2 separate regions of the Homo sapiens genome follow, and region 2 is linked to region 1. Evidence: chromatin loops called from intact Hi-C (ENCODE). Cell type or tissue: Panc1. All regions are shown on one strand. Each heading gives the region's core, and the rest is flanking DNA. Links, peaks and the distances in the headings are about the cores only. Region 1 overlaps ARHGAP32 (Rho GTPase activating protein 32). Region 2 holds the start of LOC399975 (a long non-coding RNA gene).

Evidence for each region. Hi-C counts contacts between places; a loop is a spot of excess contacts. Peaks named below come from ENCODE experiments on the same cell type or tissue, not always from the same donor. Only the 100,000 strongest peaks of a DNase experiment are listed, where the experiment ranks them.
Region 2: it touches region 1 in a loop (5-fold over the local background); 16 of 110 quality-filtered maps call a loop at or near these places.

Annotation. Positions count from the first base shown.
Region 1 is chr11:129,111,782-129,123,985 of GRCh38, forward strand. It overlaps ARHGAP32 (Rho GTPase activating protein 32), which reads right to left. Exons shown (of 23, transcript NM_001378024.1): 4 at 12,107-12,148; 5 at 11,665-11,749. Among named protein-coding and RNA genes, the nearest start is that of ARHGAP32, 74 kb to the right of the region's middle. In Panc1, for the core only: CTCF peaks have their summits at 6,005 (motif pointing right) and 6,225; a DNase peak (open chromatin) is centred at 6,020; H3K27ac peaks cover 6,632 bases.
Region 2 is chr11:129,273,737-129,285,940 of GRCh38, forward strand. LOC399975 (a long non-coding RNA gene) reads right to left here and starts at 9,428. Exons shown (of 2, transcript NR_145484.1): 1 at 9,290-9,428. It overlaps LOC124902791 (a long non-coding RNA gene), which reads right to left. Exons shown (of 2, transcript XR_007062950.1): 2 at 11,224-12,204. It also overlaps a transcript of ARHGAP32 not described here. RefSeq lists an enhancer at 9,295-9,796. In Panc1, for the core only: CTCF peaks have their summits at 5,713, 5,915, 7,184 (motif pointing left) and 7,384; a DNase peak (open chromatin) is centred at 6,860; H3K4me3 peaks cover 2,804 bases; H3K27ac peaks cover 3,585 bases.

The DNA of each region.
Region 1 (12,204 bases), core at 1,382-9,381:
CAGAGTCTCACTCTGTAGCCCATGCTGGAGTGCAGCAGCATGTGATCTCAGCTCACCACCAACTTCCACTTCCTGGGTTCAAGCGATTCTCCTATCTCAGCCTCCCAAGTAGCAGGGACTATGGCACATACCGTTATGCCTGGCTAATGTTTGTATTTTTAGTAGAGATGGGGTTTCACCAGGTTGGCTAGACTGGTCTCAAAACTCCTGGCCTGAAGTGATCTGCCTGCCTCGGCCTCCCACCTGAGGTCAGGAGTTCGAGACCAGCCTGATCAATAAGGTGAAACCCCGTCTCTACTAAAAATACAAAATTTAGCCAGACATGGTGGCTTGCACCTGTAGTCCCAGCTACTCGGGAGGCTGAGACAGGAGAATTGTTTGAACCCAGGAGGCAGAGGTTGCAGTGAGCCAAGATTGCACCACTGTACTCCAGCCTGAGTGACAGAGCAAGACTCAAAAAAAAAAAAAATTTCACCATTAGTCTGAGGAACTGATGGAGGTTCCTTTATAAGTGACTAGATGCTTTTCTCTGCCTGTTTTCAGAATTCTTGTCTTTCACTTTTGTCAGTTTTACTATGATGTGCCTTGGCCTTTTTGAATTGTATCTATTTGGGAATTTCTGAGCTTCCTGTATCTGCATATCTAAATCTCCTGCTAAAACTAGAAAGTTTTAGTTAGTTTGTTTTTTTTTTAAATTAGTTTTCTATCCCTTTCACTTTCTCTTCACTTTCTGGGACACCAAAAATTCAAATATTTGGCTGCTTCATGGTACATTAAAAACTTTCCATGCAGATATCCTTTCTTCTCAGTGATTTTCTTAAAGTTATCTGGGAACTCATCTGCTGCCTCTTGGGTGACAGAAGCAGGTTCTCCTGTTACCCTGACATTTTTAAAGCCAACCTCTTTCTAAAATTACCAAACCATCCTTTGCTGGCATTAAATTCTCCAGCTTTAGACTCTTCACCTTCCTTTTACTTTACATTGTCAAAATATAAATCAAAATACCAATCAAAAGCAAATGACTGCTTTTCTCAAATCATATTATAGTCTATAAGTATGCCCTTCTTATAGCAATCCTGCACCGACATAAAAGCTGCATTTTCAATATGAGATAAAAAGGTATTTCACAAAAAGTGCAAGATGTTCACACCTACTGCTATAGCTGCAATAACAGCTTCATTAATTTTCTTTTTTAAAAAATAATAGTCCTTACAACAGATTGAAATGGCAGACAAATGTGGCTGTAGACCTCATTTATAGTTCATATCAAGCAATTTACCTCTTATTACAATGTCATGACTTTTCTCTGCTTCTTGGGAGCATTTCCAGCATCACTAGTAGCATTTTGTATGAGTCTCGTGGTGTTATTCAAGGTTTATGGTATTGCACCAAATACAATGAAAAGTATGGAAGAACCATAAGAGATCACTTTTTACTGCAATACACAATGCACATACAGAGATGATTAAGTATCACACAGTGTTTTAAGTGGATCCTTGTAACACTTGAATTCACAATAGCAACAGGAGGTGGCTACAAAATTATTACAGTAGTACAGTATGTACTACATTAAACTGTATGCAGTTATAATTTAATACTGCACCTTTATGTTTGTTTACATTCCTCTTGATTAGGAATCGCACCATGTTCAGTCTGTGTTTATGTAAGTCTTGATAAATTTTAACTTTTTATAATATATTTGTGTATTTTATGGTAGTAAGCTATAAAATAGACTAGTATTTATATATATATTTTGCATTCATGACATACCTTTTTCTTAGTTTTTTTCCAGATTTCTAGGCTGCATGGTTCATCTGCAAGTTTTTTCAAATTGCTGCAAAACTCTAAAAAAATTTCCAATATATTTATTTTTTAAAATTCACATATGAGTGGACCCATACAGTTCAAACCCATGTTGTTCAAGGGTCAGCTGTACCTGAGATTTAAGTAGGGATCGCTATGTATTTAATGAATAAACAAACATTGTCTTCTCCCTGAAATATGGTGCTTAGTTTCAAAACTGAATTCGTCATCTTTCCTCACATATTCTCCTCCTCCTCCTGAATTCACAAAACAAACTGTACTACTATTCACCCAGCTGACCAACCTAATCGCCCTAGATTCTGCTACTTCTCCTCCTTTCCACACATGCTCTCTTTTTACATTTCCAGGCTCAAGGTCTCATTTTTCACCTTTGATTCTTTAGTCTCTCATGTCTGCTAACACTTATCTCTTACAGTCATCCCCTTTTTTCCTACTCCCCACTGCTAATTCCCTGGTTCTAGGCCCCCTTACATCTGGATAATTACAACAGTATTTCAAATGGTCTCTCTCCATCTCCATCACACATTGATCATGGTACTCCCTTCTCAAAATCCTGCAATACTTTCTCAGTTCTTACTAAGAAAGCAATTGATGGTCTCACTTATAAGAGGGAGCTGAACAATGAAAACACAAGCACCTTTGTCTGTACTATTTTTCCTTGGCTGAGGGTTCTTCACTTCTATCTCTGCATATCCAAATTCTATTCAATCTTCAATAAAGATGAAGACTTTTGAATGCCACAGGACATAATCTCTCTCACCACTGAATACCTACAAGCACTTTTATAACATTTATAACATTGTTTTTCTCTTAAACTTATTGGTATATTACTTGTTTTCTCTGAGGAAAGATTATCTGCTTCATCAGTGGTACTCACATAGGTGGCTAGCACATACAAGATATTCAATAAAACTATCCTAAGAGAACTGTGGGTTTTAATACACCCTATACATGTCTGAATATTAATGTATTTTATGCAGTACCTGAACTACATGTACAAAGACTATACACTATGAAGGACTGAACTATATTTGCCTGTAGAAATTTATGACAGCAACTCAGTGATTTAAATAATTTTCACTTCTCAATTTAATAATATTTCAGTCCTTCATCTATTAGAAATGGCAAACAGGATTTCCAAATCCCACATTTCTAAATTTCTTCCAAATCTATCTTTGGAGTTATTTTTCCTGTATTGAGTTCACTTTTCTATCACCATGGAAACCAATTACAATTAGTGTTGTTAGGATCTTTAAAAATACAACTCTATTCAGCAAGTCTTCAAATGTTCAGAAAAGTTCTTTCTCCATATGGAGAATGGAAATCAGTAGCATAGAGCAGGGTAAAAATATACCACCCACCCACAGAAGAAACCATTCACCAAAGCCTAATCAACGGATTGCAAATGGAACACGGAAAGAGTTCTTTTCTTTTATTCATCTTTTGTAGTTCTATAATGGCTGCAATTTCATGTGTCATACCTATGGGGTTTGTAAACAAGTTTTCTTTCACCTCACAGCCTGTGTAGCAGACGTGGAGACACAAAAAAATGATTTCTGTTGTATAATATTATGTGGTCCACCCACCCTACCTTCAACCTCCTAATATTTGACACTGAAAATACTACTTTAAAACTACTGAGTTCAGGACGCCAAGAGGAAGAATAATTCTACAGCAGAATTACATCTTACATGGTTAATAAGTGAAATAAGTTCTAATTCCAGCACATAAGGCGAAAATCAATAAAAGGCAAAATTACCCTTCAGATTTACCAGGAAAAAGCTAGAGACCTACAAGCATCTTAACAGACCTAAGAGTTTTTCTTCCCAGAATGGGAATAGAGCACTGTTTTCTCAGCTGAGTATCTGATAAAGTAACCGATGTGCTCATCTTTAAACACTAGAATCACCATCAGTTCACTGTGATGCCCATCATATGAAGAATACATGGAAAATGAGACCAAATAACACGACAGCAGAATCACAGCCCTCATCTTACTGATGCTCACTCAAGAACATATACTTGTCAGGAAACTGCTTCATACATATTTTCACATTTCAGCATGGTCAGGGCTTTCTAAGCAAAGAGCACTGGCACCTGGGCTAAGGGACTGAACTTAACCCAGTAACCCTAAAGATGGAGCCCTCTAGAGATAAAAGTTTTCTCTCTCCCCCAAGCCATGTTTACATTCCAGAGTGTTTGTGAAATACAGATCCTTGCTTCTTTTTCCCAGAGATTTTGTTTACATTTCAGAGCAAAGGTCTCTCTCTCTCTCCATCTCGAGAAAGGAGAATGGGCAGGAATGCCAGCTATCCTGTATAAGCTTCAAGTTTCATAAGTGCAGAGTTCTCTTGTGGTACCAAATCCCACTTGTAAACACAGGATATCTCTGGTTGTCACCATATCACTTTATGGAGAACCAGGGCCTAGGGAACCAACATAAGTTACTTTTCAAGTAAACAAGGGCTTAATTTCTGGTCCAGAGACTTGATGTTTCTGCTGGGGGAAAGGGAGGCTACAGAGAGACAGAGAAAGAGAGAGTGAGAATGTGTGTAGTGTGTCTGTAGTTGTGGGAAGCCAACTTGTTAGCTTACTAGTAGGAAAACATCTCAGACTCTTCACAGTTTCAGACTCAACAATACTATAAGTAAACTGCCTGTAAATTATGGCTGACTCCACTATAGATATATTTTTTCACAGTCCAACCACTTTTACACATCTAATTCTTGGACTGAATAATCTCAAACGAGATACAGTGAAAATCCAGTACTTAGATGACAGTGGAACTGATGACTCACTATCTGAACATTTCATTTCAAATTCTCTCCTGAAAGGACAATGATTTCCTTGTATAAGAGGGAGTATACTGCAGAACATGCAGAAAAGTAAGGCTAAGATTTTTATTTCTTTTGAGGAAAACTAAACTTTGTGGCCAGGGTGAGAATAAAATTAGCATGGGTTTTATTTCAAATGATTACACATGTAGTAACAGTACTTCTGTATAAGATTTTTTTAAACTGAAAATATGTACAAGTTAATTTTTCAAACTGCAAGTGTCTTAACAAAATGGGGAGAGATAACCTTTTCATTAATTTATTTTTATTAATGATGAAGGCTTAACTGATAGGAAGTACTCAGGTGAAGTCAGTATCCACTGCCTCAATCCTGACAACACTGTCCTTGGGTCATCAGGACAAGTATGACTTCCCACATTTTAAAGATGATTATTTGACTTTACCTAAGTGCTTCCCTAGAACTTCTGCCTTTCTCTAAAGCCCTTTAAAATGTACTGCACAATTATTATGTCATTTAATTCCCATAATACTTTATGATATAGTTAGAATAGATATATTTGTTTCTATTTTACAAATGAGGAAACTGACGACCAGAGACATTAAGAATTTACTTAAGATCACAATGGAAATTACTTAAGGTTACACTGCAGTATTATGTATCATACTTTTTAACCTTCAACTACATTAAAGATGCGAGATACTCTAGAACCATCATTTACTCCTTTTTGTTAAAGTATTAGTTGAGTCAGTCTATTCTTTTCTAGCAATACAAAAGAACATGCAGAATGGCTCTAGTGTCAGGCCGCCTTGATTCAAATACAGTCCACAAAACGGTTTAAGAACTTGAGTAAGTTCTTAAACTCTTTTTACCTAAATTTCTGTACCTGAAATTGTTGTGGAGCGTAATTGAGACAATGTGGAAACAGTATTTGATATAATGCCTGGCTCAGACAAAACATTCAATAAATATTGGCTTGTATTTTTATTGTAATTCTGATTACTACTTTTTAAATGAAACTTCAGGCTTTTAAAATTGTTTGCATTATTACCCCTCAATATTCCTACACTCAGGTCAAACTTTACTACTTCTTTCCGCCTTCCCAGCATCAAGGCAGAAATGCATGTAATGATAGAAAGCCATGACAGCATTTTCAAGTCCCTTGCAGGCAGCTTGCATATAGAAAGCTCGAGACACAGATATTAAATTCATACTTTTCCTATTCCTTATTTATACAAAAACCTGAACTCTACCATTCAGGTTAATTTAACTTAATGTTTTGTATGAAATTGGATAAAAAGAAACACATCAAGTGATAACTTCAGATAACCAGATGATAAAGAAAATACAAATCAAACATATCCTTTTCCCCCCCTACACACTAGATGGCGGTACAACACAAAGCACAGCAGGAACAGCGCTGCCTCAAACTCATCATTTCTTTGCGTGTTACAAGAGATTCCCCCCGCTTCTTACTGAAAAATATTTTGTGAAATGTGAATTAACCTTTGTTTTTGGACTGCAGAATAATACAACAGGGAAAATAAGTGCAGTAACAATAAATTTGCAGAATTTTAAACTACATGTGGCTTTACTTAAAACAAAAAGCCCCTTCTAGTAATTATTTTTTTGTGAAATTTAAATTTCTCTAAACTAAACATAAGACATTTATGAATCAAAACCTGTAGAATTTGGCCAAACTACTATTCACAGGAAAATATCCAAACTTAAATGCACTTACTAAAAAGTAATACCTAAAAACAAATGAATCATTAACAATACCTGTTGCATTCTATTTCTCTAAAGCAGAGATTAAGTAGTATATGTTGTGTAATATTAATATTTGACAAAGTTGGTTTATGACGAAGCTAGTTTTTGAGAGGCAAATCCTAGTAGGCAATACGCATTATTCTCAACTCTTTTCTGGAAAAAAAAATATAAGAAAAACTAAACTTTCAATTCAAGAAACAAAAGGAAAGTTTATGCTTAGAAATTAATGGTATGAAAAATACAGAAAAAAAAATTTGGTTGATCAGTAAAACCATAAGCTGGTTCCTTGATAAGACCAAGATTTAATAATATCTTGTGTACAACTTATAACCCATGAATTTAAAAAGCTAAATTAAATGAACAATTTTTAAGAAAATATAAATGATAAAAATTGATCTAAGGAGATACAAAAGAACCTAATGAGCAATAATCAAATCATAAGTTGAAATGGTAAGTAAAGATGGCAAAGATTAAGTCCCCAGTTGGGAACCAGTTTCAAAAGGTTTTAACAGGAAAATTCTACTAACCCTTCAAAGAACAGGTAATTCCCATTTACACAAACTATTCCAGTGCATTTATTTAAAAGGGGTGGAGAATGGGATAGGGGAGCAGAAATTCCCCAGACTTAGGCTAGTGGGACAAGTATAGCACACAGGTTAACTTCACCAACAAACACAGATGCAGAAATTATAAAATCTTAGTAGAGTGTAAAAAAGGAATTTGTTTTTAAATATATATATAACTCAGCATAATGTGTCTCAGGAATATAAAGATGTTTCAACAAGCTACTTCTATTACATGAGCAATTATCTGTACTAATTTTTACAGATATTAATAGCTTATTCAAGCTCCATGGAAGTAGACTAAAATAAGAATATGGCATGGTACAACCTATCCTCCCCCGTGCTGTTATATCTCTGTTCCTCTCCACCTTATCACAACCTCAATCAGAACTCATAGTTCATCTACAATTTCTTAGCTTGAAGGAACATTAGCTGTCACCTAGTATTCTAGGGTATCTAGGAACCGTACTTCCTTTTCAGTGTGAAGATAAGGAAAGCAAGACCAAGGCTAACTGCACCAGCTGGTCATACCCATTCTACACCACACCAGCACCTTTCTCCTCAGCATATTATCTCTCCTATACTACACATTACAACTGAATGTACCAAATTGAGACTTAAACAGGATGGTTACATAATTTGTTTTATAATAAATACTCATAAGGAATATATATTCTTATCATATAAGAACAAATTTAAAATGATTAATAAAAACAAAATAGTAAAACAGCATTTTAAAAACCAATTGTATCTCTTCTTCAAATATAAACTCATTCATCCATTCATCTCATTCATCTATTATTCATTAAACAAATATTTATTGAGTAGTTTTTATGTGTCAATCACTGTTCTAGATGTTGAGGGGAAGAAAATAAATAATAAAATATTTAGCATGCCGAATGGTGTTAAGTGGTATGGAGGGAAATAAAACAAAGAGAGGGAGATGAGGAATGCTGGTGACTATAGTTGCAATCTTATGTAAGGAAGGTGCAGTCTGGGAAGATAGCACTGGAGCCAGTACTTTTAAAAGAGGAGGTAGCAAGGTGTGTGGCTGTCCTAGAGGAGCATTTTAAGTAAAGGAAACAAAAAGTACCAAGGCCCTGAGAAGGGGGTGAGCATACTGGCAGAAAACAAAGAGGCTACTGTGGCTGGATCACCCTGTCTGAGGGGAAGAGAAGAAAGATGAGGTCGGAAAGGTAAGGGTACACTCTGTAAATCCTTGTAGAGAAGTTTCAGAAATCTGGCTTTTACTCTGAATAAGATGAAAACTAACTGGAGAGTTTTTAAAAAGTGACATGATTGGACTTACATTTGAAAAGAATCATTCTTGCTGCTGTGCCAAATATAGAAGGCTATTGAAATAATCCTCCCCAAAAGACAATGCTTTAGTGTAAGGTGATAGCAGAGAAGCAGGTGGGCATGGTTAGATCCTGGATTTATTTTAAAGATGGAGCCAAAAAATCTGCTGATGGACTGGATGTGAGGACTGACAGAAAGAAAGATGCCCAAGATGCTCCACGGTTCTTGGCTGGCCTCGGGAACTGAAAGGATAGAGTTGCTATTTACCAAGATGGGAAGTCAGCAGAAAGAGCAGGTCTGAAAGACTGTTCTTGGCACGCTGCAATGATTGAGGTGTTATTAGGCATCCAAGTGAAGATGCAGGGAAGTCAGTTGGATATACAAGGCTGGAATTCAAAGAAGAGATCATAAAATTGTCCTTTGTACATTACATATCATTATATGGTAATGATAGTACTGACCCAGTAAAAGTACTGACATGTCTAAATTGTTTTTTAAGCAACTGTGTCTTTCAGACTAAATAAAATTGATCATTGGAATTTCTAACATATAGGATTAAAAATAACTATTTCATTCCAGAACTAAAAGCCAGAAAGTTAAAGATTATTTTGTCTGGATTTTTAAAATGTAGAAGACGTTAACATCTCTGTCATACTAGGATATGATGGCCAACTGCAATTATAAACTTTCAAGATCTGAAGAGAAGAAAGAGCTATAAACATAAAGACAATGAATCTGTAAATCTAAGAGAAATTTCTAAGATCAGAGTGAAAAAGAGAAGGTATGTCACTGCAGAATGTCCCAGAATTGGTACATATTAAAAAGCAACAACCAAGTTGGCCAATTGACAGTATGAATAACCTACTGATTTATACTAGAGCTGCCCAGCATACAACTGATGATCTATTATTGACACATTTTACTAAGTTTTCTTACTTGTTTTCTCTTCAGAACATATTCCAACCTTATATTGAAAATAAAGGATTCATTTCCCATAAACACGTTTAGAATCAAATGTGCTAATTTTTACCTATGTAAAAAGCAAGATGTTTATAAAATGATAAAGAATAAGAACTGAGACATAGGAACTTTATTTTAACTGCCTGTAGCAGATAGAACATAGGATTGTTTAGAGGTTAATATGATTGTTTTTTTTTTCTTTAAATGGCATTCAATCAGTCCATCAAAATGTAAAACCTTATACTAGCCAAAGAGAGAACAGCAACCCAAGATAAAAAACATAAGCATGTAAGTCAAGCCAGGATGCTATTATAGTTCTTTTGCTACACAACTTAGTTAATGGAAACTAATGTTTTCCTCCTGATGGTATCTAACATGGGTTGAATTCAACCAGAAGCAGAAGGCAAGCAAAACTGGTAGATGTGATATGTAGAGGCCAGTCTCCAAAGACACAGAACAGAGGCAGGACAAAACTGGGCAGGAGAGCTGTGCCAAGTAGAGGACCATAAACACAGAAAGAAGATTCTGGTGTGGACTGGCAAGGTGCAGCTGGGCTGGTTTCCTTTGAACCACCCCTATCTTCCATACTCCAGGCCTCCTGGTCAATCAATACAATCCTGAAACATCTCACTCATACACCTCATACAAGCAGGGTCACAAACTGAGTTAGTATCACATCTTTTTTTCCTTCTTCTGCCTGAGTAATGGAATTCTACAGGGTTGAAGTAAGTGCAATGGGGAAAGTGAAACATGGTGTGTAATCTAAAATGAAGATTACAGGTCTGTTCATTGGTAAAAGTCTACCAAATGTGTTCTCCCATAAAAATTAGACACAGTCCTCCAATTAAGAGGACTGGACTCTAATAACCAGCATTTAACAAAATCTCAGGAGAGCCAAACGCAGCTGAATAACAACTGTCTATTCCCTACCCACATCTTCAATGCAGCCATTATAAACTCTTTAAATATAAAATAATAAAAGTTTAGAACTATGATACTATTTAGCACAACCTCATTCACCTCATAAAGGAAATAAAACCAAAGAGGCTAAGCTACTTGCCCAAGGTCATAAATTTCCTAAGAAGCAAAAAGAAAATTAGAATCTATGTTTGTGAACTAAGGCCAGTGCTTTTTCTATTTCATTATACAATGTTTACCATTAACAGTTTTGTTTTTATTTTAAATCAGATGCTTTAGAGATTTCCTAACCTTTCATATAATGTTAACATTTAAATATTCTTTGGACTGTTTTTAGATCTCTAGCCTCCTATTTCTTTTCAATTTGCTAAAACTCCTCACAATGTTTACTGCCCCCAAAAGAGTTCATTCAACCTTGTAAAGATTAAAAAAAAAAGCAAAATAAATTAAGTAGAAAATAATTTACCTAAATTGCAAGCTGAGTAAACTAAATCACTCAAACAGATATATCAAATGCTTAACAGTCACAAAATGAAAAATGTACTCATTACTGTTTTCTTAATCAGTTCTTCCTGACCTAAGAAATTTATCATGTTAACTGCAATCTCAAGGATATACACACTAATGGAACAAAATATCCTTTGTTTGATGTCACAGCATTATAAATCTCTAGTGCTATTTTAAACTGTCAATTTATTTGAAATAGAAATGTCCTTCACTTTCATAAATCCTATAGATCAAATTCATCTCACTTGTTTATGAAATAAAATTACAAAAAGTAGCACACTGTGACACAAATCAGTCATGTCTCAGGAGTTTTCTTCTGGAGAGACAGTGGTTAGGGCAAGGACAGGAAGTGGACTACCTCTACATGTTGTGTGTAGAAATCAAGACTTTTTTTTCTATTAGCCTAATTTGAAAGACAATGTAAAGGGTGGCTTTTGTTCCCCTGGGGAAATATAATTTTTTAAATAACCACAATCTAGCTATTTTTTAGGTTTTTAATAGTTTTTTCACATTAATATATATATAATGTACAAAGGACATTAAGCTGCCAATGATATAAGAGCAAAGTATGTAGGTTGATGTCAAGTTAGATTCAATAATTTGTATGTGAATGAAAAGGCAGTAACAGTAAAAACATTTCTGAAAAAGAAGAATAAAGTGAGAACACTTTAATCTACCAAGTATCAAAGCTCACAACAATTAATTAAGACAAGTTTACATAATTTCAGAATAGAAAGTCACTACACAAAGCCATGGACATATGGACATGATACAGGAAAACGGAGGGGGACAGGACTGATTTTCCTTAACTGATACATGTTAGTGTGATGGTTACTTTCATATGTCAACGTGACATCAAGTATTTGTCAATAGAAGAGAAGAAAGATTTTACCTCAACCAATAAGACATCAATTAAAAAAAAAACTACTTCAAAGTGTCATCTATTAGATACAGATATATAGATAAGCATCTAGATATAAAGGTAAATGTGTAAATCTTAATTCAAGATGTAAGAAATATTTCAGTATACCTGTATGCTGCCGAACTCAACATTCTCATAATGGAAATGCGCACATTCAGCCATCTTCGGAAAGTGACCTTTAGTGAAGGGTAACCTGAAACACATGAAATAAATAAGAAACGAGATAGTGAAACAGTAAAAATTACTAAGTTTAAGGGAAAAATACAGTGGATTTAAGAGCTCATGCAAGCAAAAATATTTCGTAAGCACATGCGCATGAGCCACACATATCCGCACAAATCCTCTTAAAAATACACTGAGTCAGATGAGTATTACATTTAGTGTACAGATCAAAACCCAAAATAAAAAAAGCATCACCGTTATCTCCTAATTTTGACCCGAATCAATGTCCATAGAAAAACTGCTATTTTCGGCAAATGTTATGGAAACTGTGGACAGCCAGCTTCTAACCAGAAGCATTCCCAACACAAAGTAGAAAACCAGATTTTACCTGTGAATGTTGTCACAGCCCATCAGTCCTGGAGTGGTGGACCTGAACGCAGAATGAACATTTTTATCCTTGTCTTTCCTCTACTTACACATGAAGCA
Region 2 (12,204 bases), core at 2,064-10,063, 160 kb after region 1:
AAAAGCAGTGGAGTCAAATGGCTTGCTTCACATCACAAGGCTGAAATCCAAATAAGGATTTTACTATTTTTAGGGCAAACTGATAGAATTTTCTAGAAGATTCTCTCCTAGAGTATGATGCTTATCTTTTCAAACAGAGACAAATTGGACATAACATTTCCATAATGAATGGTTCACACATGCTTTTCCTCTCAATGCTTTCCATCTCCACAGCCTCCAATATTATGTATATTATAATCCAGGATATAAAATAAAATAGTAAATAGATACATAGCCGGAAGCAAAAAAAAAAAAACAACTGTGTTTTGAAAGCCAGAATTTTACTTCTATTCTGAACATTCAGATTCATGTTTTTCTCATGAGAAATTAAACCAAACACCCATTTCTCACTTCCTCTTACTTGTCCTACAACAATCTCCTTTAAATACAAGACTAGCCCTCCCTTGTCCAGTAAAACTGAAAATATCTACTTTATAAAATCCTTACACTTTACTACCTTGGGGAATATTCCTGCTCAAGCTTCATCTCTCCAGATAGGAAACGTCTGGTTTGGTTTGTTTTTTAACCTCAAGAGAAAACTCTGTCGCATCTCATCTTCTTTAGGTCTACTTTTTTTGAGGTGCTATAATCAGAACACCTTTCCAGGTGCTGTTCCCTGGTTTTGTGGAAGAGCCCTTCTGCCTCCATCTCACTGTTCCACCGAGGACAGCGTGGGAACATCAGTGCCCTCCCCTGTCTCCTCTGGATCATCTCACTTCACTGAAGCATCAGCTAAGGCCAAGAAACTGTACAGTTTGTAGAACTGCAAGAGCCACAATGACCCCAATTCTATTTTGTTTAACTCAGAACAATGGCCTTTTTTATTTGCTCACTCTTAGTTTGAGATTAATGTTAATAAACCAGCATTTGAAGTTGAGAGGCACACCAAATTTCTCAACTGTAAGATAATTTAAATCAAATACTTCAAAAAGCAGTGTAATATAAAAGTCTCTGGATAGTAAACTAGATCTATTTAGAAAAAAAAAATTAGCTTTTATTATTTCAACTCTGAGAAGCATGCCATAAAGATGTTAATGCAAATCATAAGGAAGACTTTAGAGTACATATACATATGGGGAAAATTATCCAACCCTGGCCTAATCAAAACCGACTTTTCTCATTCATCTTTCTAAAAAAAAAAAAAAGCCAGTACCAGTACCAAAATAGAAGTGGTATTTAAATCCAATTTATAAACTTAAGAACATTATCGGGAAATTATCAAGAATCAGGATCTATAAAAAACAGAAGTATCTTTCCACCCATTCTTAATGATCTGAAGTCAGCAAGTGATTAATAAAAATACACTACAGCATACAGGAAATTTCTCAAGTTATTCCGCTTATCAGCTGTTAACTAAGTTTCAGCAAAGGAGAAAATTCTATAGCAAACAGCATAACACTCAGGAAAATAACTCTATAATCTGGAGGTGATGGTAATATAAAATATTTTAGGCATACTTTCAGGTTAGAGTTTCTAATCATCATCATCTATCACTTACTGAGTGCTTACTGTATGTCAGAGATTGTGTTAAGCCTTAATATGTACCATTTCATTTAATCCTCACTACAACCTTCCAAGGTAGATACTACTGATATTCCCTGGTCACAAAGGAAATCTCTGAGGTCCCACGACATTAATTAGTTTGTCCAGGATCAATGTTTATAAATATCATAGCTGGTATGTGAACTCAAGTCTATCTGGCTCCAAAACAAAAATTAGTACCTTTCCAGGATTCTTAACCTTATAATGGCTATGATAGGAAATAGCACATATGCTAATTAAAGTAAAAAAAAAAGTTAAGTCCTAAATCGGGGGTTGGAAAACTTTTCTTTTAAAGAACCAGATAATAAATACTTGAGGCTCTGCAGGCCGAGCTATGAAAGTACTCCACTCTGCTGCTGCACTGCCAAAGTAGCCACAGACCCAAGAATGAACGACTGTGTTCCTACAAAACTTTACTGAAGGACACTGACATTTGCGTTTTATATCATTCTCATGACATGAAATTTTATCCTTCTTTGGATTGTTTTCAACCATTTAAAAATATAAAAATCATTCTTAGCCATGGGCCAGATATGGCCTGCAGGCTACAGTTTGCCCATCCCTTCCCTAAATAATGCAGACAAATTTAAAATATTTTTTACTAAACAGTTCTTACAAATCATTAACTTGTAACCTCCTTTGGTATTGTGAACTGATACTTTAAAGAAGTTCAAAGTCTTGTCCAGCCTTGGCACAGGCCAGTAGTCCCAGCTGCTCAGGAGGGCAACGCAGGAAGATCGCTTCAGCCCAGAATTTGGAGGCCAGCCTGTGCAACATAGCATGACCCTGACTCTATTAAATTTTAAAAAGCAGCAGCAGCAGTAGCTCACAGTCTCAATAAATTTGATCTGTCTCCAAGTAATTGAAAATTCCAGAGAGTTCAAAATTGCAAGTACTACCGGTGGATTTTCTAAATAAGACAGAGCACAGAATTTTGGAACTAGAAGAAATCTAACACGTTCTCATTCCTTATCTGTTTTTGTTGTTGTTGTTGTTGTTTTGAGACAGGATCTCACTCTGTTGACCAGGCTCAAGGGCAGTGGCACAATGATAGCTCACTGTAACCCCTAATTCCTGGGCTCAAGTGATCCTTCCATCTCAACCTCCCGAGTAGCCAGGACTACAGGTGTGTGCCACTACACTCAGCTAATGGTTTTTATTTGATTTTCTGTAAAGACTGGGCCTCTCTATGCTGCCCAGACTGGTCTCAAACTCCTGGCCTCAAGGGATCCTCCCACCTCTGCCTGCCAAAGCATTTGATTAGAGGTGTAAGCCACCCTGCCCAGCCTTTATATGCATGTTTTTTAAATTTCTGTTACAACATTTAAAAGAGTTTGCTAGGCCAATTTACCAGGTAACATAGGTTAGTAACTAAGTTTATACGTAATGACAATACTTTACATATTTAAAAACAGTTCTGCAGAGCATTTTCATATCCTTTCTATCATCTGATCCTTCACAGCTCTGTAAGAAAAACAATGCAAGCCTTCTGATCCCTATTTTATAAAATGCAAACAAGCTCAGAAATGTAAATAACTTGTCCAAGGAAGGTACGCTGTCACACAGCTACTATGGGGCAGAACTGCAACCACAACCTAACTTCAAGTCCTTGCTGCCTCCTGACTACTTCCATGGACATTGGACTTCACAATCATGGGTTAAATCCGAAAAATTCTCAAGAATATTAGTCTTACTCTTTAAAAGTTCAACTATGTTAAGTTCCTTTTTGTTTCATTCTTCTGCTACCACAGCCTTATGAAGAAAACAGATGCCTAGTCCTTAACATTTATTACATGCGTCTACGATCAACATACAGTGTGCAGATAATATACTCAGGTCAGCTTGGGAAGGAAAACACTTGAATAAGTCAAGAGAGAACAAGCAACAATAAAAACATCGTTTATATAGCACCGAGAGAGAGAGAAAGTAGAGATGAATGTATTGCCATTAGTGTCGCAGGCCAACTTCAGAAAAGCTTTTGGTGACTGGAAAATGATACGGAGGTTAGGAAATGAACACAGAAGGAACATAACTACTGGAATTCAAACCAACATCAAAGGCTCTAAAGAAGACAGTTGAGCCTGTCTTGCTGGTTCTTAGTCTCTCCCTAGAAAACAAAACAGTTACATAACTGGAGAAGGTTCTTCCAACTAACATTTCCTCTCTGTCCCACTTATGTTTTTCTCCCCCACTACTTCACCCTGTCACCCACCTCAATGTGAACGATCATACAGTAAACTGGGCTTCCACCTTAGCTGTGTCCAGACAAGTCTCTGTCCAAAGTGCTGCTTTATACACGGACTGCTATAGGGACCACGGTACGAAGATAACTGGCTTAAACACAATTCCAACCTGACATTTCCATAGAGACACCTGCTCTATGAAGCATCACCATATATCCAATTCCAAGAATGACTCAGACTCCAGACATTCCTGAAAATGGAAATCACAACATCCTAATGCCTCATCTTCACAAACAGCCCCATTAAAAAGAAAACACAACATTGAGTACTTGAAAAACTTTGAGGTCATGTTGTAGTAGTAATTAAAGCTTCTCTTTCCTTCACACTCAAGTCCAAGGAACAAATATCGATTCTCAGTTAGACTTCAATGTATCCAATAAGGAAGGATATATTGAGTCACAACCATAAATACTCAAAAATATTACAACAAATCCAGTCACTGATTCAAACTAGCAAACTGTGGAGACTCTTAAGAGCCACCGCACTCCAGCACCATTTGCTTTTTCTTCTTCCAATAGAAATACAAACATAGACAATGTTTACAAAAGCAACCAATGTATCAGAAAAGTTATCCCCATTCAGACTGACTTAAAAGGTCTAAATCTGTGCCAAATAAAACTCTGAAAGAATAGAAAATAAAAGAGATGCTGACAACAATGCTATGGCCCAGCTGCCAGCTAGCCATGTAGCATCACGCAGTGCCCCAAGCATTTTAAAGACAGATTGTAACTCTGCATTCAGATCAAAATTATAATTATCCAAATTCTATTTCCTAAAAGATGACTATTAAACTGCATCCCAAGCATTCTGCTTGGGTCTCCTCCTTCCTTCCATCTTCAAGTTTCACAAACAGAAGGTGAAGCTACAAAAGGTCCAAGGTAGACTAAAGCTAAGAAACCAAGTCTGATTTTCTCTCCCTACCGTTTCTTGTGTACTGCTTAAGAAAATCTTTAACATAAATATTTGATAAAGTCAAAAAACGGGAAACCAAGGTACAGGGGTGGCGAGGAAGCGAGGGGGAAAAAAGGCACTAATGCACCACCGTCGTCCAACATGCAGCGGCAACTTCAGTCAATCGGAAAGACGAGGGGGGAACTCCACGGGAGCCTAAGGGAGCAGAGACCTCTGGCCCCGCGGGGCCCACGCACACCTGGGGGCGGGACCCGCGATGTCGCCCGCGGGCAGCGGAGGGAAACGCTCCCGCGGCTCCTCCGGGAGCGCCGGTGTCCCTGGAGCCCCCACTCGGCCGCTCCCAGGAGTCGCGGCTGCCGCCCGCCTTGGGCCCGGGGCGGAGAGCGCTGCGGCAGGCCAGAACGCCGTCCGAACGCCCGGCTCGCGGAGGCCGCGGGGAGCGCGGGGCGCGGGCGCGGGAGGCGGTGGGCCCGCAGCGCCGTCCGCCCCGGGAGGCCGGGGAGATGGGGCCGGGGGCGGGGGGACAACCGAGAGGCTCCTCCGGGAGCATGCGATCCGGAACCCTCACTCTAAAAAGAATATTTTAAGAAGGAAAGAGAGGCCCCCCGCAGCCTTCCCCGCGGGGCCTGCCCACGTCACCGGCGCCCCCGGCCCTCCCGCGCGCCCGCCTTACCGAGCCCCGCGGCCCCGCCGCGCCGCCGCGGCGTCCCTGCGCCCCGCTGGCCGCTCCGTGTCTGCCCTCCGCGGGCCGGGCCCGACGCCCTCCGCCCGCCGCCGCCGCCGCCGAGCGCCGCCCGCGCCGCCGAGCCTAGCGCCTGGCCGCCGAGGGCAGCCGCGGGGGCTCGGCCGGGCGTCCCCCGCGCCAGCGCCTCATCCCGCCTCGCGCCCCGTCAGGCTCGGGGGCGGGGGCGCCGGGCCGCGGCCTCCAAGTCCCCACCTCCGGCACGCACCGCGCTCGCCCTCCCGCGGCGGAGTCGGCCCCCGGGGACGCGGGTCCTCGGGCTCCAGAGCCTCTCACCCTGACGCCTTCGGGCCGCCCCCGCAGCGCCCCCGCCCAGCTGGCCGGCGCGTGCCCCCGCCGGAGCCCGCCGCCCGCCCAGCCTCCGCCTCCTCCGCTCCGCCTCCTCCTGCACCCGCGACGCCCGCAGCGGGGAGAAGAGGCGCGCCGCCGCGGCCGCGGGCACGAGCACGCGCGAGGAGGGCGGGCGGCGGGCGGAGCGCGCGCGCGGCCGAGGGGGCGGGGGCGCGCCGAAGCCTCGCCTGCTGTTGTCCCGGGAGCGCACGTGCGCTGCGGTGGGGCGCCGAGGGGCGTTCGGCGGGTGCCCCTAGGGGACTGGGGGACAGGGAACGCGAAGTGGGTAGAGACGCTGCCTGAGAGGTCCCGACGTAGGCTGTTGCCTCGGCCCCGGCATTGTGCTGCGGTGCAAAAATAAAAAACCGGCCGCCGCCGCAGCAGCAGCAGTAGCACCGGGAAGAGGCATCCTCCGAGACTACGGCAGTGGCTCCTCTCTACTCCCAGCTGACCCCCAGAACACTGTCACCGCGCCGCGGAGGAGAGGGGGCTTTGCCTCAAGTCAGGAAGATCCTCGCCTCTCCATCCCTTGCACATTTGGGTCTAGAATGGACGCGCCCCGGTTATTATTTGGAATCCGGGGGCCTAAAAGTTCCTTCAGTTGGCTTCTTCATTCAGAGTTATGGACCAGAAAATTGAAAGTGGCATGGCAGGGGAGAGAAAGGACAAGAAAGGGTGAAAGAGTGGCCAAACTGAAGGTGCGTGGCTAGACTGAAAAGAGGTTTTGGAGACAAGGGAAGGAGCTCCCTGGGAACCCCCTGCCTGTGGATGGCACTGCCCTTGGTGCTTCCCCTGTTCCTTTTGTTCAGCCCCCAAAGGCGGTGCAGCACTTCCACCTGCAACGACCATCTGTGTCACAGAATACAGGAAAGATATCTTGACATTCTACCGCGTTCTATTTTCATTTTTTTCTTTCAAGCGTGTACCTTTCACTTCTGACTCAGTTTGGTATCTAAATAAATGTTGGGGGTGATTAACCTACAGAATTCACTCTTATTCTCAAGTCTACCGATGCCAAATACTGCATCATCTAATGTCACTGCAGTAATTTGGGTCCACTCAGCATTTAGTCATTTCAGTGGGAGTCACTGAATATAAAACGTGGCCTTGACCGCGATTAGCAGAATGTCAAGGGCATACGTGAAGCAGGATTTCACCACATCCTGGAGAGAAATTAGAGAGTGAACATGCACAATAATCCCACTCTTCCAGCTTCAGTGTAATCAAAGTTGCTTTAAAGAACAAGTACTAGGGAAGGGATGGAATGAGAAGATTTGCCTAGAAGCACAAACTAGGATGGGAAAATTTGAAAGAAGCCAACTTGAAATAAATGCATGGCAGCCCTCTGCTGGAAATAGTCAGGTGCACCTGAGATTCATAAGGGTCTTCATGGATACCTCCTAAGTGCTACAGAAACAGCAAGGTAAAGAACAAAAACTAGAGACCTTCGACTTCAGCATAATAAGGCCATAGTTTAAAACTCTTCTTTCACCAAACTGCAGCAATTCCCTGGGGTTCATCTTTGGGCCACAGAGAGCCATCTCTGCCAGAGAGGGACAGGTATGGATTAGGTAGCTTTTGTTGTTCTAGGGGTTTGTTGAGCATTAAACACAAACATCCTGTGATAGCAAGAGGAAGTCGTGTGGGACAGAAAACCAAGTCACTATGAGAAGCAAGTTTTGCCCAAGGCCCCAGTCTCTTGGCTACTCGATGACAATATGCATTCTTTTCAGAAATCCTTCACATCCCACAGTTTCACCACCGCACCCTGAAAGTCAGCCACAGCAGCTGAATGGATGTTAAATGGTTTATGGTTAAGTGGTGGAGGTACATAATATATAAAAGAGCTAGGATTATGCATACATTGGATGACACAGATATTTTACTTTAGAGCCTCTAAACATTTTGGTAACTTTCTCTCCTTATATGTAGTATATCTAGTTTATAGAAGAGAACAAAGGGATGCCATGTGTGTTTTCCAAAGATTAGAGGTGTTTGAGCAAGTTCAAGGGTGCTGGTGATGCTCCTTAACCTCATTCTGAGCCAGCACTCCCTCTCCTTGGGCCACACTGTCCAAATGTCCTGTGTCCTAGTTATTATTGCCAAACCTGCATATGAACTGGAAGTTGTGATTGCTGGGTAACTCTGCAGCCATCTGCCCTTGGCGTTTCAGATGTTTGTAATCAATTACCTCTGTCCTAATAACACCCTTAATGATTAAATACATAAATCACAAAAAATTGCAACATTCCTTATACAAGAAAAAGTCTGTCCAATGTTAAATAACTGAATGTGTAGCTTATGTATGGTTTGATTCAATATGTACAAGGTGAGGGGTAGGAGGGGAGGGGAAAAAACAAATTCCCCCTCTTGCCGAAGCTATTGGAGACCTCAGGCTGGCCTCCTTTCTCAGTCTTGGCACTGCTGTCTGCCAGGAGGTAGCATCTGGGTTCACTCCTGGCATCTCAGATCTGTTGCATTGCAGTCCCCTCTAGACGCTGAAGCAGCGTCACGGTGCAGACAAGTAGGGCCAGTGACGAGGGCAGCCACACAGAGGACTGCAATACGTACCTAACCTTGAGTTTGAAAGATGGCCTGGGAATTGAGCAAGGGAGAGAGAAGAAGCTTATTTGCATCCCCAAATTGAGAATGCTCAACAGCTGTATTGAGAAAAGTTGCTGAAAGTAGGCCAGGTTTCATAGAGAATTTTAACACAGAATTTTCCCAAAGCGACAATTGACATTGTCTTGCTTATTTATTCTTTCCTGGCCAAAGCGCCAGCTGCATATTGTGTCCCTATTAAAAAGAGATGTCAAAAAAAGATGTGTTGTCTGTCTGTAGCATACTCCTTGCTAATATTGACGCTCGTGAAACAGCCCCTGTAAACATGGAATCCATGCCCACTACCATGGGCAACATTTTAAGGAACACCAGTACTGCTGTTCACTGAGATGTTATTAATCCCTGATGCATTCATTGAAATGATAAACTTTCCATCTTCTCTCCTTTCCCTATCACATTTTCATCATGAACCTCTATCATAGTAATTCAGAACTTTGTGTTATTCTCCTATGAAATTTTTTTTTTCAGTCTTTAAACCTTAACACCAACTCCACCTATTGACATGTCCACTTTTGAATGGGGTCCTTGGCCTCCTCTGTGATTCTATCTGCTGCCTGCCCCAGGGCTCTGACCGTGGGCCCCTCCTGTTCTCTTTCTACACTGCCACCCTAGGCAGCATCCTCCAGCAAGGCTTTAAGTAGCCTCTACTTTTAACCCTGGCCCCTCCCCAGCACTCCACCCTCTTATATCCTGCTGCCTCCAGGCATCTCCATTTGAATATCTCCCACTTAATGTGTCTCAAACAGAACTTTTGATTTCCATATTGTAAACAAAACCCAAAACTGATTCCTCCAAGTCTGCCTCATCACAGGACAAAAAATATCTCTTCCTTTCAATCACCACGTTCATTTTAGCCTACCTTCAAATGGTACGGAAGCCAATCGCATCCTTCTCTCTTAACCACGAACACCCATGTCTGCCCTCCCCGTGATCTTTCTCCTGGGTGACTGGGACAGACGAACCATCACCCTGCTTCCACTTTTTCCCCTCCACGGTCTAGCCTCTACACAGCCACCAGAGAATTTATTGTAAAGCATTGGTAAGATAATGTCCTTGTTCTTGCCCAAAACACTCCAGGGCCCTGTGCTTCTAATCACACTGCAATAAAATCCAAAGTCCTTTCCCAGCCTTTCAAGTCCTTTCAGCCCTGACTCACCAGTTCAGTTTTTTACCTTTTGCCATTCACTCTGCCTCAGCCACACCCACCTCCCTCCTGAGGTTTCTCAGACCTGCCAGGAAGACTCCACCTTCCTGGCTTTTAAATTAACCTTCCTACTACTATATAAAATAGTTCTGCCTTCTCTGTCCCCTTACTCTGCTTCTTTTTTTTCTCATAGCACTTATCACTACATGATTATGTTGTGTAATCAATATTTATTATTGGACTCTGTTCCTAAAATGTAAGCACCATGAGGGCCTGGACTTTGTTTATTCACAAATGGGTATGTTTATGCCAAATGAATACATAAATGGTACTATCAGGGTGCAAAGTCTTTATACACACTTCTTACCTGCTGTTGTGTATTGCCATGGATCTATCTTTATACTTAGTACAAGTGGAAACAATTGCAAAGTGTAACATTATGTAATTTAAATTTCCTGTACTTTCAGCTCTGACCTCTCCCCAGCCCTCCAGCCTCATATATTCCACAATAAAATTATATCATTTGCAGTGCACTGCAAGTCAAATCAAGACAAACTATACTGAAAATCTAAGAAAATATCAAGATTCAGCAGAGAAAGGTACATATTACATGAGGAATTTAGTGCCCGTAGGACAAAATCACAGTCTAACCTTGCAATTAGGTTTTAATATGTAGAAATTAAAGGCACAGAAAAAGCCAAATTATATGAATTGGCTTCTCAATCCAAACTGAAATAATCACCATGGTGAGAAAGAACATAAATTTTAGGAGGACAAGTTTCCCTTTCATTTTTTATCTTATCTCACTATGTAGTCTTGGACAAGGCAATTAACATCTGTTTTCCCATCTGTAAAATGGGCTTGCCCGCTGTCCTCTTTAGTTGGGTATCATAAAGATAGAATGACTTAATTATTATAAAAATGTTTTAGAAGAAAGGAATTTTGCAAGTGAACAGTGATTATTATTACTTTCCAAACTTCTTTGTGTAATATTTTGAAAATGAGGAAGAAATAATATATTTTTTCAATGTGTCTAAAGACTGAAGTGAATCAGCATTTCTAAATCATGCAGCACTTCCAAAATTATCAGAAAAAACTTTTGGAAGTCGCGAAGCAACCTGTAGAGTCACCCAAGTATATCACCTACCATGGGAGGCTCTATATACTGAAGCATTAGGAGGAACAACACGTAATCCATTTTATAGTCAGAGTGCACTATGATCAGGAAGTGAAAGGAATAGCACGGAAATGCAAGCATTTGTGTAAAGTATTAATTCCACTTCTTATCAAACAATATAATGTGGAGATCCTTGAAAGAATGAATGAACAAAGAGGCAACTATAACATTTCTATATATGACATGCTTCAGGGCAGCAAAATGTTTGGAAGGAGAAAGAGATCTAGGGGACTTTTTGAAGCTCTGTCTCCAGCAAGCATGCTGCTTTATTTAGAGCGTATGTTTAATTGAGGTGACTTGGAGGAAGCTAAATCTCCCATTGGTGGCTGTGACAGTGGTGAGAAGTTGCTATTACTCATAAGCGCGCACACACACACACACACACACACACACACACACACTTTACTGTAAACACATTGAATGCTCCACTCCTCCCTCCAAGCTTGGCCTGAATCAGCACTCTACTCAGTGATGCTCCCAACCCCAAAGGCTTTTATTAGATCTAAAGAACTGAAACCAGTGTTGAGGAAATGCATGGGAAAGTGACTTGGGAAAGCTAGAGATCAAAGAGAGGTCACTCAACTCCAGGGTGGCTGCTTTCCCAGGGTGCTCCCAGCAATTCCCCTCCCACGATTTTGTCTTTTATGGCTTCCAGTTTCCAGAACTTAATGCATCTCAGAAGGTCTAAAACATCTGTGTTTTTCTGCTATATTCAAAATACTTGTTGGCGGAGGATTTACCGATGTCTCTGACACTGCATGCAGTGATGTGATGTTTCCTGGGCAACTTAAGAACTGTAGTAGGTAATCCTATAAGGCATTTTATTATTTTTTAAAATCACTTGTACTTGGCTTGGGAAGTTATCTTGTATTTAACTTTAAGCATAGATGATCCCTGGATATACTGAGGGCTAGGGGACATAATGTGTCAGACAAAATAATAAAACTACCCTATCCAAATATTATTCTCCTGTTCCCTACTTAATTTTTTCTCTTATGTATTTCATGCTGAAAACAAACAGCATTACTCCTCAGAGTGATATAAAAGGCCAGTCTCAGGCAGAGCTGATAACAGACTCAAACTGACTCGTTGACTCCTGCTTTCCCCAGTCATGGTCTGATTTTAAAAGTACTTATCTGTAGTTCTTGATTGATTTAAAAAAAAAAAAAAGCAGCAACTCCCTTACTCATGGTAACAGAATGCTCTGTTAAAGAATACTACAACAGTGATAGGTTGGGTCAAATAGTTGAGAAAATTATAATTTAGGCAATGCAGAGTTTTCTGTGCACCTTTCAAAAGAAAACTTAGTGCTTTATCAAATATGAGGCACTATTAATTTTGAGAGAAATTCAGGCACAGAGAGATTCAAAACCTATCTAAAATTCAGTCTATGCTTTATGATAATAAAAGAGAGATATCTCTTTTTTGTAAATATGTGTTGATGGCCAGGTCA